Regions from separate parts of the Homo sapiens genome. Here region 2 is linked to region 1. Evidence: read pairs that join two places in POLR2A ChIA-PET (ENCODE). Cell type or tissue: MCF 10A. All regions are shown on one strand. Links, peaks and the distances in the headings refer to the core of each region. The heading gives the core; the rest is flanking DNA. Region 1 overlaps TMTC1 (transmembrane O-mannosyltransferase targeting cadherins 1). Region 2 has its middle 12 kb from the start of TMTC1.

The links. ChIA-PET counts read pairs that join two places held together with the same protein. Peaks named below come from ENCODE experiments on the same cell type or tissue, not always from the same donor. Only the 100,000 strongest peaks of a DNase experiment are listed, where the experiment ranks them.
Region 2: POLR2A ChIA-PET joins it to region 1 with 11 read pairs; 3 of 35 experiments call an interaction of 5 or more read pairs at or near these places.

Annotation. Positions count from the first base shown.
Region 1 is chr12:29,736,996-29,747,474 of GRCh38, forward strand. All of the region lies in intron 5 of TMTC1 (transmembrane O-mannosyltransferase targeting cadherins 1), which reads right to left. Among named protein-coding and RNA genes, the nearest start is that of TMTC1, 42 kb to the right of the region's middle. In MCF 10A, for the core only: no CTCF peak of the experiment used is centred there; DNase peaks (open chromatin) are centred at 4,696, 6,286 and 7,056.
Region 2 is chr12:29,790,977-29,801,455 of GRCh38, forward strand. No RefSeq gene overlaps it. Among named protein-coding and RNA genes, the nearest start is that of TMTC1, 12 kb to the left of the region's middle. RefSeq lists an enhancer at 4,470-4,971. In MCF 10A, for the core only: no CTCF peak of the experiment used is centred there; a DNase peak (open chromatin) is centred at 6,055.

The DNA of each region.
Region 1 (10,479 bases), core at 1,515-9,514:
CTATCCCGCAACAGCTAGTTCACTGCTGCGTCAGAGAGCTTTTCAAAAATTGTATTTAAAGACTGCTTACAGATGAAATGTGACACGTCGCACCCGACATTTCACTTTAAGGTGAAGAATGACTTTCTGAAAAGTGCTGAGCCGGGTGCTCTGAACAGAGACATCCTATTTCTCTCCAACACGATGATGCCATGGCTCAGAGCCAGGCAGAGCAGCAGCACCCAACATGCAAAACAGGGGTGGCCGGGCATGGTGGCTCACGCCTGTAATCCCAGCACTTTGGGAAGCTGAGGCGGGCGGATCACTTGAGGTCCGGAATTCAAGACCAGCCTGACCAACGTGGAGAAACCCCGTCTCTACTAAAAATACGAAATTAGCTGGGCCTGGTGGCGCATGCCTGTAATCCCAGCTACTTGGTAGGCTGAGGAGAATCACTTGAACCTGGGAGGCGGGGGTTGCGGTGAGCCCAGATCGCGCCATTGCACTCCAGCCTGGGCAACAAGAGTGAAACTCCGTCAAAAAAATAAAAAATAAAAATAAAAAAAGGGCGGCGGGAGGGGGGAAGCCACTCAGGGAAAAGGGGAAACAGATTCCTGCTCCCAGGAGACTTCTGCCTTTCTCAACAGTTCTTTCTAGAAGTTGCTCCTAAATGTCTCCAGAAAACACCATAAGGGCTTGACCTCTACAGCCTGGGGCAGCCTAGATGGTGGAATCAGATGGATGTGGGTTCACATCCTGGGTCTTCCACTCTCCAGCTGTGTCCTGCTGAGCGAATGATATGAGCTCCCGGAGCCTTGCTTTCCACATGTAGGAAGACCTACTTCCCAAGGGCGTGGTGACAGTTAATGAGCTGCACGCTGTTTACCTCCTGGCTTACAATAGGCATTCCACAGGGACTCCCTTTTCCTTTCCAATGGGAAAGAGATCATGAATAATGAAGCCAATCTTGCAAGACACTGAAAAGTAGCACCACAGATTTACTGAACAGGCAACTTATTATCCACTCCCTTTCTTCTCCAACTGTAGAAGACTGACTATCTTCAGATTAGGGTACAACAGTAAGTGCCAATTGGGTGCTTGTGTTGTACTGGGCCCCATGCTAGAGTCTTCACATATGTCACATCATTTACAATAATTATTACTAATTATTCTTATTTTATAGACCTGGAAATCAGTTAATTCAACTTTTTACTGCTACTAAATGAAAAATCTTGGACTTAAACCCATTTTATGTGACTCCAGAATCCATGTACCTAATCCCTGAGCACGCCACAGCTTCCTTATTGTTAAATGTAAACAAGGAAGGAAATTCTAAAATCATTTTTTGGGAAAAATTCCATCAACAGGGCCCTTCTAGTCAACATACTATTTTCCTTACGTGAATACCGAACTTTGTTTCTCACTATTGAAGCTCTAAAACTAAGAGTCTGGCCAAAGTGAATGCCTGGCAGTTAACAGCTATAGTCTCACATTGAGCTGCACTTGCTACATCACTTAGGAAAATGCAGTCAATATTAGGCTGCAGAGCTTCCAATTGATCAAGCCAGAAAAAGATATTTACTTCACATCTGCTCATTTTCTTTGCCAAGAAGAAAAGCAATTATCTGCTCTAGTACAAAATACAACAGCTGCTTGGACACAACACACATAAGAAAAAAATGATGATTTTAGTCAGAAACCGGAAATCAAAATGATAAACTCAGCAAACTGAATGAATAATAGAAATGGATTGTCAACCCTGTGAAGTTTCCATTATTTTCTGTTCTTTAGAAGACAATCATCAATTGAGAAGGCTCAAGCCAATTAACATGTATGGATACATGACACAGTTTCCCTCTATCATGGGCTAAGAAAACAAATGCACTCAAGGCTCCTGTTACCTTTTCTTAAATGTGAACACTCTACAAAACTATAAAAATGGGTAAAGAAATTTTTATATGAGACAACCTCAACAAACAAAATACTGAGCTTTCACAAATATGCGGGATTCAATTATGATAAAAATCTCAGAAATATCATTTTATCATTCTCAAAAATATAACAATATCAAATGCTTTGAATTTTCTTATCTTCACACTTAAATCATATGTTGCATCAGGCCTCGTGATCAGACTTTCCTACATAGGAATCTAATTCAGATGAGCTTGCCACTGCCCTGTAAACCTTCATCTCCAGGGGTCAAAGTCCTCTGACTTCACTCCCAAGTTCCTTCATGACAGGACTCCTGCCTACCCTTCCCAACCTCATCTCCCACTGCTCATGCCCTGAGCTGCTTGCTCATAGTTGCACGCATTCATGTACACACACACACACACATACACAGAGAGAGAGAGGCATTCTGCAGTTGCACACCTCTGTGTCTCTGCCCAAGCTATGCTTTCTGCCTGGAGATACTATCATTGTCTCATCTGTTAAGACTCAGCTTGAGCCAAACTTCCCAAGCTGGCTAAGGTCACCTCTCCTGTGATCTCATAATTCTGTGTACATACTTCAAGCATTGCACTTGCCATCCTCAGTGAAATTATCTTTTTATTTGTATGACTTCCCCACCAAGATGTAAGCTAATCCATGCTGGGCCAACAAGTCTCTTTTTTGAAAATTTTGAGTCAGGGCACAGGAATTCTGTCTATTTCTTGCAGAGAACTGAACAGAGAGGCTGTATGAAACTGGCACTGAAGTGGTCCTGCACTCGTCAAATTTTAAAAAGTCAATCTTTTTTGTTTTTTTTTCCGAGATGGGGTCTTGCTCTGTTGCCCAGGCTGGAGTGCAGTGGCATGCTCCCAGCTCATTGCAACCTCCGCCTCTCAGGTTCAAGAGATTCTCATGCCTCAGCCTACCGAATAGCTGCGGTTACAGGCATGCACCACCATACCCAGCTAATTTTTGCATTCTTAGTAGAGACAGAGTTTCACCACGTTGGCCAAGAGGTCTCGAACTCTTGACCTCATGATCCGCCCACCTCAGCCTCCCGAAGTGCTGGGATTACAGGAGTGAGCCACTGCTCCCAGCCCCCATCTTTCTTTCTCTATTTATTTTAAAGGGATGAGGTCTCACACTGTGGCCCAGGCTGAAGTGCAGTGGTGTCATCATAGTTTACTCTAGGCAGGAATTCCTGGGCCCAAGTGATCCTGCCCCAGCCTCCCAGGTAGCTGAAACCACAGGTGTGCACCACCATGCCTAGCTCATTTTTAAAAAAAATTTTGAGGAGATGGGGTCTGTGATGGTTAATACTGAGTGTCAACTTGATTGGATTGAAAGATACAAAGTATTAATCCTGGGTGAGTCTGTGTGGGTGGTGCCAAAAGAGATTAACATTTGAGTCAGTGGGCTGGGGAAGGCAGATCCACCCTTAATCTGGTGGGCACAATCTAATCAGTTTCCAGTGAATATAAAGCAGGCAGAAAAGCATGAAAAAGAGAGACAAGCCTAGCCTCTCAGCCTACATCTTTCTCCCATGCTGGATGCTTCCTGCCCTCGAACATCAGACTCCAAGCTCTTCAGTCTGGGGACTCCAACTGGCACTCCTTGCTCCTCAGCTTGCAGACAGCCTATTGTGGGACCTTGTGATCATGTAAGTTAATACTTAATAAACTCCCCTTTAGATATAGATATATAGATACATATATATAATCTCCTATTAGTTCTTTCCCTCTAAGAGAACCCTGACTAACACAGGGTCTCTCTATGTTGCCAGGCCTTGAACTCCTAGGCTCAAGTGATCTTACCTCGGCCTTCCATGGTGCTAGGATTGTATGCATGAGCCACTATGCCCGGCCCAAGTCAGTCTTTACAAAGAAGGAAAAAGGAAAACAATATTAATTTTTTTAAAAGCGACAGAGATACTATGAAGCCCCAGAGAGGCAAAAATATAAATGTTTTGACCTTGCCAGTTCCTGTGTCCAGAAACCGTGTTCAACACATGTCCTCAAGTGTTGTTAGAGTCTAGTGTATTTTTCTAAGAAATACTGCAAATTGTTTAAACAAACTTTTAAAAGTTTTGCTCTCGCAAGCAAATGATCCCTAAGACATTTGTATATAGAGTAAGTTTTTAATAAATGTTTATTAAATACCTTTTAAAAATCAGTTTGCCAATGTGCAACTTTACTACATTATGATTATTGAAGACAAAATACATAAAACACAAAACTTAATCTTTTTTAAATATTGACATTTTCCATCATTGCATTTGAGCTAAGTTCCAAAGACTTAAGTAGGCAAAAATTAACAATGGAAAAGGAAAAGAGAAAAATGACAATGAACACTAGCAAAATTTCCTCCAAAGTCTGTGTAGTCACAAGAGTCTCTCATTATGGTATCTCATTTTAGGATCAACCTCTAACTCTCACACAGTTTCTAACTACACAGGCCAATGGAGTATGGTCATGTAAAAAGAGGAAAATTGGCAGTACAGTTCTTAAGAGTTTGAAGATAACAGACTTTCCAGAGAGTATCAAATGACGTGAGGCCAACCAGCTTGTCTCCCTTGTGTCACTTCATGGATAAGAAAAACCAAGATCTAGGGAACTAAAGTAATTGGCCCAAGGGACATCGCAAATCAGAATCCAAGTAACACCCACTAGCCAGGCTTCTTGCACTACCCTGTGCTATCTCTCATTTCTTTGTCTCTTGCGCAACCTGAGAAATAGCTATTCTCTAAAAAAGAAAACACATACACCCCAAAACTAATCAGTGACTTTCCATTGTTCAGGTTTTTCAAAAACAATAATGAGGGAGAATGAAAAGCGTTTTAATGCTCAAGACATTCTGTTCTCTTAGTCATCAACCATGATTACGTCTACATTTCCTGCTTAGAAAAGTCTGGAGATCGGCACCCAATTTCGACTTATCTGAATGGTTTACCTTTATAACCTTGGCAGTTATAAAGAAGAAACAAATTACATTGGGGATAAATGCACAACCTCTCCCTGACTGCATGACAAGCCAAACTGAAGTTTTATAATGAAAGAGACCACTTTTTAAAATCAAAGCTTTTTTCCATCATAATTGCAGTGTGAATCATCATTCCTTTCACAAAATCACACTCCTTTCATAGTCACAAGGAAAAATTACTTAAGGAAGCCAAATGAAAACTATGAAAAAAAAAATCTCTGATAAAGACTTTACTGTCAGGAACCAGAAGCTCTAGCACTCAAACACTGAAATATATTGGTTTTTGATTAGTTACCTAGAGCATGTCTAGCTCTTAACAAAAGACACAAACATTATTCCTTCCATCCAACTCTGGCTGGCTGTTTGGGTTTGATTGTATTATTTATTTATTTTTCCAAATTATATATATTAATTGCCTTCAGCTCTTAAAAGTCTATACTTATGTTTATTTTAAACACTTTACCAAGACTTATATAGGTTAAATCACTAAGGGCAAATCTTTAATGACAGGTCGCTCATGAAGACTGTAGCTTAGGGTGACGTCAAAGTCAATATGCATTTCCAAGCTTATATATAAAGTTATAAACATCATGGTTTGAATAATATAAATAGTATCAAAAATTCACAAATCTACAAAATGAAACACATCCTACCATATGACTATAAGGTCATCTATCTAAAAAGCTAGTAAATTAAGTCTTTATTATTTGCTTTTCAACCTAATTATTTGTTTATTAAAGTGATGATATTCAAAATACATCAAAAATTTTTAATTTAAAAAAGGTCAGCTGTTAGTCTCAGAAACTAAGAATAACTCTAAATATGCCTTTTGAGACATAACAAGGATGGCATTCATCAGTTAAGAATTAAGTGTTATCATAAGGATTCTATTATCCTCTTAAACTTTGATGGACTGGCCATCATTGCTACATGAATGTTTTTCTCTTATCATCTATTTCCCTCTAAAATAGTGTAAGCTCATAAAATGAGGTAACCACATACCATAAAGTCAAACAAAGACTATACAACTTTCCTTCATTAACACAGCAAAGAAAAGGTGAATGGTGTAAAAAGAAAAGCTTTCTAAACAGTAATTCTTCCACATTGGCTTTCGCATAAAATAAACATGGGAGAGGGGAGTTAAATCCTAGCACTACCATTTATGAAAACCCACAATTAAGAGCTATCATAAGCTGTTTCATGTACTACCTCATTTGTTTTTCACAATAATCTCATGGGATAGGTATTAGTATTACTTCTGCCGTGGTACACACAAGGAAACTGAGACACAGAGCGTGTAAGCAATCTGTAAAAGATCATATGCCTGGTAGGCAGTGGGGGCAGAATTGGAGCCCAGGCACTCTGGCAGGAGTCCATGTTCTTTACTGGTAATGTACACTGCCAACCTCATACGTTTCGCAAGAATCAAAATTGTAAGCCACCTGTAAAATTTGAGGCATGGTTCCTGGCCATTGGGAAGTGCTACAGTGGTACTCATAATGTTGATCATGATGAAAATCACAATCATCATGCTTGCTTCTGAATTTTAAGAGAATTTTCAAATCATTTCCACTTCTAAAATTCTGGTTTTCTTCTGAGGATAAATGTCCTTCCAAACCTCTTCAATTTTTGAAAAAAAAAAATTTCATTTAAGCATGTATATTTTTAAGGTTCTGTCATATTGAGTCTACAATACATAGTACCAGATCAAAACATGTGCCAGACAATTTTCCAAGCAACAACCTGGAAAGCCCACCAAATTATCTGAAATCACAATGATATATTACCTAGCATAGAATAATGTTCTCATGAAAAAATTATTTATATATCCCCTGAGTGTTTACAATGTTAAGATGAACTGATACAGCTTTTATTACAATCCCTCCACAATCTATCAGTAGGTTACATTAAAAAAGAGAAAGAGAAAAAAATTAAACTGGTTGATAGTAGCATGAACTAAAAGGGCAAAGATATCAGCAGCTAACTCCCTGCAGCACGGTAAGAGCACTAGCTGTGTTCTGCAAAAGAAGAGAGCTGTTTTGTGGCCTTGGAGTCAGCTGCCACTCTCTTACCCACACAGGCCAGGGGTTGAGTATTCCATATGGTGTCTGCTGAGCTGATAGAAAGTCATGAGACCCGAGATCCTCTTTCAACAGCCTGTTGTGACAGTGATGGAATTGCATGCCAACCAGAAATGCCTATGTTCTGACAGCGTTCTCTTTCAACATATGTCCCTGTGCATCCAGTTGGAAGGCAGATGCCTAAGCTTGATTACTCTACACTGAGAAAGGAAAGAGCTTATCATCTACTGACTGAAATTCACAGGGGATCAAATATTGCCAAGAACCGATACCCAATCAAGATGAAGCAGAATGAACCAGGGACTGTCAGCAGTTAGAAACTATCAACTGCTAAATGATGAGTTAATGGGTGCAGCACACCAACATGGCACATGTATACACATGTAACAAACCTGCACATTGTACACATGTACCCTAAAACTTAAAGTATAATAAAATAAAAGAAACTATCAACTGCTACCCATAAATTAAAAGGAATTTTTGCCTCCTTAGCATGTGATTTATTTAGAAGAAGCTTTTAGTGCTAACTTTTGAATGAAGCCAATAAGCACGTTGTTGAAATGATCCACTTTAGTGCTGAGCTCAGTTCAGGAACCAATGTGGAGTTCCAAGAAGCTTTCAGATGAACTCATAAAGGTACTTCCTGCTTTACCACATACTCTGGGTCTGGTTAAAAAGGGATAAGATCCTTCTCAATTAATGGTTAAGAAACAGTAACAGAAAAATCAAAAATCTTTCTTCAAATTCTCTAGCCATCAAAGAAAACACTTTTCTGGCAAGTTCTATATTTGAAAAAAAGCTACTTTAATGAGACCTGGGAAACCAGCTTGAGTAAGTAACCCACCAAAGAACATTAAAGGCACAGTAATGACACTATTCCAATAAACACAGTTCATAATTAAAAAGCCTTTTAACACTAACTGACAAAGTTTATTTTTGAAAATAAGTTTTGTACTTAACTTTTTTTTTTCTTTTTAGAGGCAGAGTCCTGCTTTGTCATCCAGGCTGGAGTGCAGTGGTGTGATCATGGCTCACTACAGCCACAAACTCTTGGACTTAAGCGATCCTCCCACCTCAGCCTCCCAAAGTGCTGGAGTTACAGGCATGAGCCACAGTGCCCAACTTTAATTTTTTTTATTTTTTAAAACACATTTCCTGCCATTTCTGTCACACCTATAGCAAAACACCGCCATTCATTTACCCTTTTCAATAAACTGTTTCCTTCTCTATAGGAGGTCATTTGCCTGCAGTAATCAACCACCTCCCTTCTGCAGTGCCCTAACATTCACCAAGTGTGCCTGTAGTCCCAGAACACCAAAGGGCACAGGGTCTTAGCAAAAACGATGGTCAATTCACTACATTAAAAAGAAACTAGGCCAGGAGCAGTGGCTCACGACTTTAATTCCAGCACTTTGGGAGGCCAAGGCGGGCAGATCACCCAAGGTCAAGAGTTCAAGACCAACCCGGCCAACATGGTGAAACCCTGTCTCTACTAAAAATACAAAAATTAGCCAGGCATGGTGGCACACCTGTAATCCCAGCTACTCGGGAGGCTGAGGCAGGAGAATCACTTGAACCCAGAAGGCAGAGGTTGCAGTGAGTCGAGATAACATCACTGTACTCCAGCCTGAGCAACAGAGCGAGACTCAATCAAAAAAAAAAAAAAAAAAAAAGAAAGAAGCTGAAGAAGGGAAAAAGCTCAGCAATGCATATGGATAAAGATTAGGAAAGATATAATTTGGGTACTGTGTCTGAACGACAGGACCCTGAGTATAAACAGTTATAAAGTTGTTTAACAATACGTAACTTTAATTATACTGGTTAGTTTGGTCAGTGTCATTATATAGTTCAGCCTAAAAGTTATTGCTTTCTTGGGTCTACCACTATCATGCTCCTACCTCCTGGAAATAACTCACAGTGATCTGAATACGGTCACCTAAAAACTACATCTAAAGACTTAACTATGCATGCCATTGAAGAGAGAATTCCATAGTGAAATGTGGACCAGCTTATTTATACACAAAGCAAGGGAAGCAAGGAAAAAGCTATTAGCAGCAATTAAAAATTTGCAACAACCCTTTAAAGTAAGATATTGGTTCATATCTGCTTCCACGAGGTGGTTTGTGTTTCTAACGTGCATCACTGAGGTTTATATTTTAAGAGATTTTAAAATGAGGGATGTGGGATTTATTAAAAAAATATGAACCTAGAAACTTCACTTTTAACTGTTACATGTATTTTCTGTGTGGACCCATTAGTTAACTCCACACCTCTTATTCAGTCATTTCATTTTTGAAAGCAGCAGCTGAATGAGACTGAAAATGGCTCATCTGAGATCAATCAATGAATATGATGTATAAAGGGGAGAAAGAGAACCCAGTTATTATTCATCAATAATACAGGCTTTCAACATAGATTTGTTCTGTCACCTGCAAATCTCATATCACTAGCTCACTAGGTTTCTCTCAAAGATGGTACGAGGCTGTTAATAATCTGGAACACATTTTCCCTACTCATAGAATCATAACGTGTGACATAAAAGTTCAAAAGCCTACCTCAGGAGTTTAATTTGCACAGCATTTCTTACTTTGGGGAAAAAGAGTACGATGAAAGGTCTACAGCAATAAAACATAAAAATGACACTTAAAAGATCAGCTACCCATTTTATCATTGAAGGTCAAAATATTTATATGCCTCCCTATGTCTCTTGAATTTAATTACCTTATAATTCACTTTAGTGCCAAACTGTTCTCTAGTCCTAAACTTGTTTTAGTTTTTTTATTTGTACACCTATGTGCAAGGTATTTACAGGAAAAAACTTTTAAGAGCCACTGAAATGAAAATCTAACCATTATCTCGCCCACAGAAGTAGAAAAGGAGTTCGTTTTATGTAGAAATATCATGATCATCATCCCATAAAGTTTTATAAGGATAGGACTTTGTTTCTTTCACTGCCATATTTCCAGCACCAAAAATAGTGCCTGACACATAGTAGGTGCTCAGTAAACAGTATTCAATGAATGAATGATCCATAATATACCCTGAAGGGTAGCAGAGGAAAGAGGAAATGTCCAAGAATTTATTGAGCCAAGAACTGTCTTCAATGCCTATTGTGGTCATTGTCATTTAAATATGAAACCAATCAAGTATATATGAAGAATGAGTATACATATATAGGTGTGTATATACTTGATATATATATGGAATGAAGATAAGATTTCATTTAGAATTCACTGGGCTTTGTAATGTGAAAGGGAAAGTGTTTCCCTGTGTGCCTGAATTTGATGTATTTAAGATGTTGGGGGATGTTTACACACAAAACATTTCTCATTTCCCATGGAATAATTCAGTAAAAGAAGCATCAACTAAAATGTAATCTGATTCTAGAGTAGGTACTCTCAACTCTAGGCTTTTCATTATACTTTCTACCCATAAGTCAATCAGTAAGTCACATAAAAATAGGCAAACTAAATAAATGACCTGCAGTAGGATTTTTTCCTGGGCTTAG
Region 2 (10,479 bases), core at 802-8,801, 53 kb after region 1:
AACAAGCATACAACATGTGCACAACATGTATGCATGCATACCGCATACATGCTACATGTATACCACACACGTTACATGCACACTACATGTATACATCAATCATATATAATGCACGTAGGCTATATGTGCAGAAATTCCATACTACATGCATACAACATGTGCTCAACATGCATGCTACATATATACATTCACACTACATGCATACATGCGCAAAACAGGCATGCTGCATGCAGACATGTGTACAACACGTGTACAACATGCATGCTACATGCACACAGCATGCATGCTACATGCTTAATGCATGCATAGCACATGGGAACAACATCCATACTACATGTCTACATTCGTAAAACATTCAGGATGCATGTGTAAACATATATTCAACATGCACACAACATGCGCCCAAAATATATGCATGCTGCATGCATACTACATGAAACATGCACACTACGTGTATACATCATGCATTCATGCTACATGCATGCTACATGTGCACATGCTTTCAACATACATGCTACATGAGCACCACATTCACACTACATCCGTACAAGTGTGCAGCATGCACACAACATACATGCTATATGCGTAAAGCATGATTGCTGCATGCATACAACATGCAACTACATGTGCATAACATAAATAATGCATGCACACAACATGCGTACAGAGAGCATGCATACTACATGAACACAACATGCAAAACATGCGCACAACATGCCTAATGCATGCATGCCACATGTGCACAACATGCATGCTACACGTGTACAACATATGTGCAACATTCATGCTACATGCGCACAACATATTCAACATGCACACAACATGCGCACAACTTGTATGCATGAATATTGCATGCAGGCTACATGTATACTACACACGATACATGTGTGTTACCAGCATACATCATGCATGCAACTATATGAATGCTGCATGCATATAGCATCCATAGTACATGCATGCAAAATGTGTCAAACATAAGTCCTACATGTGAAAAACATGCTACAATATGCGTGCAAAATGCATACTGCATGCATATAACATGGGCATAACACCCATACCTCATGCTTAGAACATGCATGATACATGCACAGAACGTGTGTACATTTGCTACATGCACAGAACACATGTACAACATGCTACATGTGAACAACACGTGCACAGCCTGCATACCACACACGTACATGCTTACAACATAACAGTATGCCCACTGCATGCGTAAAGCATATATGCCCATGTGTGCAACATGAAAACTACATGATACAATATGCACACAACATCCCTGCTGGTGCAAAACGTGCGTACAACACACTACATGCATAGAACTGGCATGCTACATGTGCACAACATGCAAGCCACATGCATACAAGCAAGCCACATGTGCAAAACATGCGAACATGTGTACAGCATACAATCCTGATGCATAGAACATGCATACGTGTGTACAGCATGTGTTAAACATTCATGCTACATGCATACATCATGCGAGCAGCATGTGCGCATTTTCACAGCACACATAGAACATGCTGCAACACGCGTGAAGCATGCATGCAGCATGCACACTACATGATGCAAGTAGGGCACAATGGGTATGGTACAAGTCGTGGCCTGTGTAGAGCATGCAAACCACATGCCACAACATGTAAGTCACATATGCACAACATAGAGCTCTATTCTACACGCTTGCTGCATGCTACAACATGCAAGCTACATGCCTGCTGCATGCTTAGAACATGCATTCTACATTCTTTGGAGCATGCATGCTACACACATAGAACATGCCCACTGGATTTTGTGAAATGTGCAGTACATGCTACAACATGCAACCTACATGCGTGCAGCATGCACACTACAGCCTTATAACATGCTTACTGCATGATGCAGCATGTAAGCTACATGCATGGCACACGTTGCCACATGTGTAGGGCCTGTATTGTACATGCATTGAGCTTACATGCTACACATGTAGTACATGTGTACTTCACGCCACATGCAAGCTGCATGCTCGCAACATGCCACAACATGCGAGCCACATGCCTGCAACATGCCACAACATACAACCTATATGCTTGTAACATGTGCACTGCATACTACATGAAAGCCACATGTTGAAACATGTGTGAAGCATGCATGCATGCAACACAGACATTACACGCTGTAACATGTGTATAACATGCGTGCAGCATGCATATTATGTGCTGCGACATCCGCATGGCATATGTGCCACATTAATAATAAATGCACACTGCATGCCACAACAACTAAGCTATATTTTTGTAACTTGCACACTACATGCTACAGCATGCAAGCTACATGCATACATTCTTGTAGCATGGATGTAACGTGTGCTGCATGCCACATGTGTACTACATGCTTTTAACATGCACACTACTTGCTAAAACATGCACGCTACATGCATGTGACACACATGCCACATGTGTAGAACATGTTTTCTGCATGTGTGTGGCCTGCATGCTGCACAAGGAGAACATGGGTGTGGCATGCCACAACAGGCAAGCTACATGATTGCAATATGTGCACTATATGTCACATGGAACCTACATGCTTTTAACATGCTTGCTGCATACTGCAACATGCAAGCTACATGTGTGAAACATGCATGCAGCATGCACAATACACACTGCAACATGTGCACTTTGAAACATGTGTGCTGCATGTCCCAACATACATGTAGCGACATGTGTACAGCATGTTTGCTGAATTCGTGATATGTGCGCACTACATGGCACATGTAAGCTACATGCTTGTAACGTGTGCACTACATGCTACACTATGCAAGCATCATGTGTGCAACATGTGTACTACATTCTTGCAACATGTGCATTGCATGCTACAATATGCAGTCTACATGTATGCTACATGCTTACTATAGTTGCAACAAGCATGCTACACACTACAACATGCATGGCACATGCATTGGACATTTATTCTACATGCAAGCTACATGCATACAGCATTCATGCTACACACATTCAGTATGCATTCAACATGCACACTACTTGCGCATAACATGCATGCAACATGCTACGTACATGCCACTTTCTGTGAGGTGTGTGCAACATTCATACAACATGCATACTACAGGCATACAGTATGTGTTCATGAGTAGGCATGCAGACAATATGCATACCACGGTTGTACATCATGCACGTGACTTGCCAGAACATGCATGCTGCATGCATGCAACATGTGTGCAACATTCATGAGCATGCATACTACATGTTACCACATGCATACCACATGCACGCTACACACGCTCAGCCACCCCTCAAGAAGAATACAAGAAGAGCAATAGGTACCTTTAAAAATGTTATGTTAAGCTCTCTTTTTTCTTCTATTTAAAGTTTCAAGAAAAGGCTCCAAGAGCAAACAAATAAAACCAAAAAACATGTAAGTAAGTAGCAAGCCCTCAAAAACCTAGAGCCACTGCAGGAGAACTGCTGGGGAGTTAACATCAAGAACTCACACGTAATTGCTAGTTTGTAGATGACGAAGCTCAATACTGATGGCTGTTTTAGAAAAGAGAACAAATAATGAGGAAAATGTAAAATTCTGGTTAGTCTATATAAAATATTTATTACAGTCATCAGTATTAAGTGTTTTCTCTGCCATATTGTACAGTAATACTTTGTTTTAATGTGTTCTATTTAATGGGTCATACTTACTTGCATTGTATTGAATTACAAAAATGATTTTGTTGAGGAATTCACCACCTCACTGATGGTGTTGAGGTCCACTGTGCCCCAACCCCAATTCTTAGCAGGTTTAGCTACATAAATTGTAGGGCCCAATGTAAAATGAAAATGAAGGACCCTTTGTTCTAAAGTTATTAAGAATTTCAGGATGGTGACAGTGGCACATCAAACCAAAAGTGAAGTCCTTCTATACACTGAGTTCATCTAAGTACAGGGTTCTGTATGACTACAAAAGTTGCACACCCATGAAGCCAGGCCTGTTTTGACAGGCAATCCTATTCATATAATTCTCTCCAGCTAGTTTAAATACTCCTGGCAAACAATGGCCTTGGGGCAGCCAAAATTAATGGGCTCAGGGCACCCAGGACCTAATAAAATACTTGCCATAAGTCAATGACATGGCTTGCATCTTATGTTATTAAAGAAGTTGGGAAATCTACCATGCTAGTTTTTCTTTGCCAAGAAATAAAGATTATATCTAGAGACAGATAATTTCCCTTGAGAAATTACAATCTCCCATCTTTCCTAGCTGTGCTGCTAAGTCTTATTTCTTGGACTATTTTTCCATGTGTGAGTTAATGTAAAGGAATACGAATGAATCTTTTCAGGCTCCGCAGTACCTTACAAAAAAATTCTTCTAAAATGTCTTTTAGATTTTCTTTTTGGCCATGTTACTGTAAATGAGGCAGCCAGGTTTTTGTTGTAGCCATTGTTGTTTTTAAATAATTTTAAGTTTTTGCACATCTTGGCTAAGAGCTGAATATTGTGGTCTTTCCAGTTAGACAGAAGACAAAGTAGAAGCAGATTCTGGCTTCACAGTTTCTTTCACATCCTCTGTCTCTTTCATCTCACATTTGCTCAGTGATTTCATTCTTTCTCCATTATGTAGTTTAAGAGATTAGGAATCCATTTTATTCATCTGACAACTTTTTTTTCAGACAATTAGCATTACACCTACTTCTAAGAAAAGGAGTTACCTGACAATGCTGTCATTGCTACCTACTTGTATTTACGGAAACATTCAAATGTTAATCTGTTCCCTTCACACTTGGCCCAAAATTCAGATAACAGCTCCCAAAAGGTGCTATCAGGAGTGACAGTGATAGCAAACCCATACAACATGCCATAAACCCGCTTACTCTCTGTGCACATAAAAAACATGACTAACCAATTGTGATAGTTTTGCACATTAACTCCAGATGCAACCTTAAAACCGCTCTCAACACTGCCTCCCAGACTGCCACTCTCTGTTAATAGGTTGGCCTGTGAGTGGAAACCCCTTTACAGTCCCTGAGCCAGTGGAAGATGGCTGCAAGGAGGCACGGGTCCTAAAACATAATAATGCATCTTCCACATAAATGAAAGTCTAGCACTTACAAAGTGTTTCCATAGCTTTAGATTTTATCACTTCCATTTGAATAAATGTATTACCAATAAATTTTTAAGGAGGACTAAGAAGATTACATCTTTTGTACTTTGAGATTCTTTTAAGGAAGTTTCTATAAGAATTTTTACTATTCTGCAAATATAGTACCAGATAATTGAAAATTACCATACAAGGCTTATATGGCCATATTAGAGTATTTCTATGAATACTGATGCCTAAAAGTGTGAGAAATCCATGAAAAATATGCCTGAGAGCCATTTTAAACAAATATAGGCAAAAATAAGGGCCCCGATAATTAATATAGTTTTAGCTATAATTTATCACCACTAAACCCAATATTAGGGGTTTTGTGTGTTATATTTGCCTCCAAATTGAAAATAAATTGTTTATGGATAGGAAGATTTCATTGAATCTGTGTTTCCTAACATTAGCAGAATTTTGATTCTCCAACTATTCACACCAGTTCCTGAATGAATTATTTTACTTTACATGGTTTCTGGTCAAGATATGTACAGAGAATTGGGCCTTTCACTCCCAATCATTGCTAGACTGGGTTCCAGTTTTCTAAACTGTGAACAAACCCCAGAGGGCAGTTGTGAAGATTAAAAGAGGTAAGTCAAGAGCTTTGAAGAGTGCCATAGCAAGGTGTGCTCAACACGTTAGCTAAGATAAAATATTGTGATGGTGATGATGAAGATTTTTCTCTCTTTTTTCCCTTAGCAATTTTCTCACTACTGCCATTTCTCGCCATTGTAGTAACATGGAATAACTACTACTAAGCGACTATTAAATATCTGCTTTTCAATTCCTGACTACTGATTGATTTATTGATTTACTTTGAAGGAGAATGTGGTTATCAGCCTAACCTGCATTTACTCTGGACAACCACAGTTTATTTTACTCACGATTGCCTCATTGCAGTTGCAGGATTGAGACTATAAACCTTCTCAATTCCTGGTGCCAGAGAATGCGTAAGGAATTCTGGCCAATGAGTCACACAGCTGCTCTGTTGTTTCTAATTTGGCTGCCAGGATCAAGTTGCTTCTCAAAGAAACTTTAATAACTTTTCTTTCCAAAACGTTAATCTTCATCATCTCATGGCTTAAGTGTTTAATGATTACTTCATAAACAATTTTCATACTTCCCCACGGTTACTCGCAAAGTTATCCAGCTATTTTATGTTTATCCCCTTTTTCAATCTGCTTAACATTTAAAAAAAAATTGTGAAGCTGAGCGTATGGTGAAAACGAACTAGCAAAAAACTAGGAAGCTGTAATAAAGACATATTTTTCCAAAGATAGCCTTTTTCTAGGATTTTCAAGGGAATCTGTTTTTTTTTTTTCCTTTAAAGTTGCAAGGTTGAAGATAAATCTCTTTTGCTCCATTTGTAGTAAGTCACTAAGGTAGGTGATAGTGAAATGTTGTCTTTGTAGTACTAACTCTGGAGAAAATAGGAAGGTTCTGGGCACAGAACGAGTGAGAGGGACTTTTCCTCCCTGTCATGGGGAGACTAGGTCATTCCAATTAACCTTCCCTCTAAAGATCCATAGAAAACCAGATTAAACAACAACACTATTTGCCTCATAACATCAGATCATTAAGAACAGAGAAGTGTCAGGCCAGGGAAAGAGAAAGGACAAGCCCAGAATTTGGGGCCCCTTCTGTGCTGGGGAGGAGTGAGAGGCTAAGCAGAGAACACTGAGAGTCTCCAAGGAGAGCAGGGCCCACAGGGTGTGGGGACCCTGGTAATCCATCCTGTACATAGGAGTGGGGCCCTGAAGAATGGCATTAGAAGTGAAGAGGGATTAGAAGTTGGTCACCACTCCCACCAATTGCAACTCAGCTTCTAGGGATCTTGACCATCTTAACAAATGTGAAAGAAACACTTTTAGTAAAAAAAATGGAAAGAGTTTATCACCAGAAGACCGGTACTAAAGGAAATTGTAAAAGTGGTCTTCCAATAGAATGAAAAGGATTTGTGATGAAAGGCACAGCAATGGAGGAAGTAATAGAATGCAACGTAAGTGGTAAATATGGTAATATATGATTAAATCTAGTGGGAAATTCCCTGCTTGCAAATCTGTAGTGACAGAAAGTAAATTACCAGTTCCCAGGGGCTAGGCAGGAGAGAGGCTGGTGACTGTTAAAAAGCAAAGGATTTCTTTTCAGAGTGATGGAAGTGTTTTAAAATTAGATTGTGGTGATATTTGCACAATGCTATGAGAACACTAAAATCCATTGACTTGTACACTTTAAAAGGATGCATTTTATGGCATGTAAATCATCTTTTGATGAAGTATTTTTAGAAAAAGAGCAAGATTTAGGACAACAGTAGTATGTAAATTAAAAGAAGACACGTAGGCTTGAGGTGTTCTGAGATCATTGAATTGTCTGGAAAAAGGAAAAAATGTAGAATTTGTCATCATGCTATACAATTATGTTTTATGCACATCGTACAGGTGTGGCATTTCACACACACACGTAAGTTTTTGAAAAAGAATGAGAGGCAACTAAGCCAAAAGGGCCGATTACTAGCAACTACTCCATTTTCCTAGCCAATTCCTTCTTAACGAACCCATAATAGAACAATGATGAAGTTTTTAAGTAGACAGACAGTGGAAAGGTGATACTTTTCTCTAATGTTTTCTTCCTACACTGGAATATGTAAGGCAGTAGAAATAAAGAATATGAATACACTTAGTAAAGACAATGAATACAAATCACCTTAAAGAATGAAAATATAAAGTTTGAAATAATACAACTGACTTACAGTCGGAAAGCTATGACCTCACAAGTATTTTTCTGCTTTATAAATGCCAACTGTTGTAAACCACTTTCCCAGTGCTTACACTACCGAAAGTAGGATCCACACTCTGCTGTCTACCCCCAAACTGACCAGAATGTCTACACACAGTAAGAAATCAGACACTTGTTCACTGGTGGAATGAATATATGTTTGTATGTATTCACAAACGGATAGAAGACAGGATTTCTAGAAGTTGGATGTTTCAAATTTCCTGGAGGCAAGAGAAAAAATTCATTTTTTCTCTTTTTCTATTAAAATGTGTATTACAATTATCTTCCAAGCTTACAAAAATATAAAGTAACACATCTATAGAATTTTATAGATTTCTGGGTGAAATGGAATAAATTCACACCCTGGAGGATGTAAGGGTTATCATTAGATATAGAGTTTACTTTCTACTTTGTTCCTTCTACTGAGTGATGATAATCCTGACTTCTGATTTAGAACCATTGACACTGGTTTTCCTTTTGGAAGACATCTCCCGGGTCAGTACTCTTCCTCCAGATAGACTCATCTAAAACTACTGCAAATCTTCTAAAACCTTCTCAATTTCTTAAAGACAGTTCTCAATTTCTTACTCTAAAGTTTCTCTTTCCTAAGTTTGTCTTTTATCCAACACTAATGAATAGCTATAATTTAAGATCATTTCTCTTTACTCTTCAGGTGTAAATAGAGAACAATTCCTTATAGAAATTTTTTTTTGTTTTGCTAACTATTGTTAAATTGTTACCTTTTCATATCACAGTGTTTCTTTAATGTCAAAATGAGCTTGGCTCTTCTAAAATTCAATTTACCAAGCTGTCTGCCCAGATTCCATTTGAGGAGTTTAACTGAACTCTGTGGAGGCTTTACAGTATCTCAATTACATCTCAGAAGAAATTAGCTCAGAAAATGCCAGCTCTGCCCCACAGGGCTTGGCAAAAACAGAGTAATGGCCTGGCTATGTCAGTGATGAGAACTGCAGCAGAGAGAGGAATAGAGGAATTAAGACAAAGAATGGATCAGCAGCCAGAGTTCAAGGGGGGAAAATGCTGGTGGTCATTCAAATACAAAAGAAAATCAGTCTGGAATGAAACAGTCTTGGAACAGAAGCAGATTTGGGTGTTTGTGGAGATAAACAAGAGCAGAGGGAACTGTAATACTTACCCCTAGGACAAAACTCACCTTCTGGGGGCTGTGGTGAGGCCAGCCTTCAGTGACCCACCAGCTCTGTGCAAGGAGGCTCTAGTGCTCACACATCTTAGATGCCCAGCGGCTTCTGGCAAGCAACAAGACACAGCTCAGAGGCGGATGGGGAAATTGTTCTAAACAAGGAGGTCTGCACCAGAAATAAGAGTCCTAAAAGTGAGATTTCATCCCACTGAGGAATTTGGAATCAGATAGTTGGTCTTAAAAAAAATAAGCAGAAAGACCTAATGTTATAACTCTTGAGAAGTGAATAGGAAAGAAATATCAGCATGATATCATCCATGGAAAACTGGCCTCAGCTAATGATGAAAGAGGGGTTCAGAAAAACACAGTAATAGTTCATTAGAAAAAAGAGTTCATTAAAGTATTTTTCCATATTTTAATATGGCTTTATTTATTATAGTATGAAATGTGATTTAATGTTATTTAAAAGACTATTTGATATAGAGGCAGAAGGATTGCTTGAGTCCAGTAGTTTAAGACCAGCTGGGGAACATGGTGAGACCCTGTCTCTATAAAAAATACAAAAATCAGCCGGGAAGGGTGGCTTATGCCTGTAATCCCAGCACTTTGGGAGGCCGAGGCAGGTGGATCACAAGGTCAGGAGATTGAGACCATCCTGGCTAACATGGTGAAAACCCATCTCTACTAAAAATACAAAAAATTAGCTGGGTGTGGTGGCAGGCACCTGTAGTCCCAGCTACTCAGGAGGCTGAGGCAGGAGAATGGTGTGAACCCGGGAGGCGGAGCTTGCAGTGAGCCGAGATCGTGCCACTGCACTCCAGCCTGGGAGACAGTGAGACTCTGTCTCAAAAAAAAAAAAAAAAAAAATCAACCAGGGCCAAGCACTGTGGCTCGCACCTGTAATCTCAGGACTTTGGGAGGCTGAGGTGGGAGGATTACTTGAGTTCAGGAGTTCGAGTTTGAGACTAGCCTAGGCAACATAGTGAGACCTCATCTGTACAGAAAATAAACAAAATTAGCTGGCCATGGTGGCATGTGCCTTTAGTCCCAGCTACTTGAGAGGCTGAGGTGGGAGGATGGCTTGAGCCCAGGAGTTTGATGCTGCTGTGAGCTATGATTATGCCACTACACCCCAGTCTAGACAATACAGCAAGACCCTATCTCTAAGACAACCAAAACAACAGTAAAACAACACAAACCTTATTCAATGTAAATAATATTGATATTGTATATTCCTGGAGCCAAGATCTAAAAGGGTCACATCCAGAGGTGATATTCATAATTCCATGTCTAATGACTCTTGCCATGGGCAACGATCAACACTGACCAATCAGAAATGAGCCCAGCCTTGGTTCTGGAGCTAGCTTCTGAAAGCCCCCAACTATGTTGGGCATTAACCCTTCACTGCTGAGTTAGAAAAA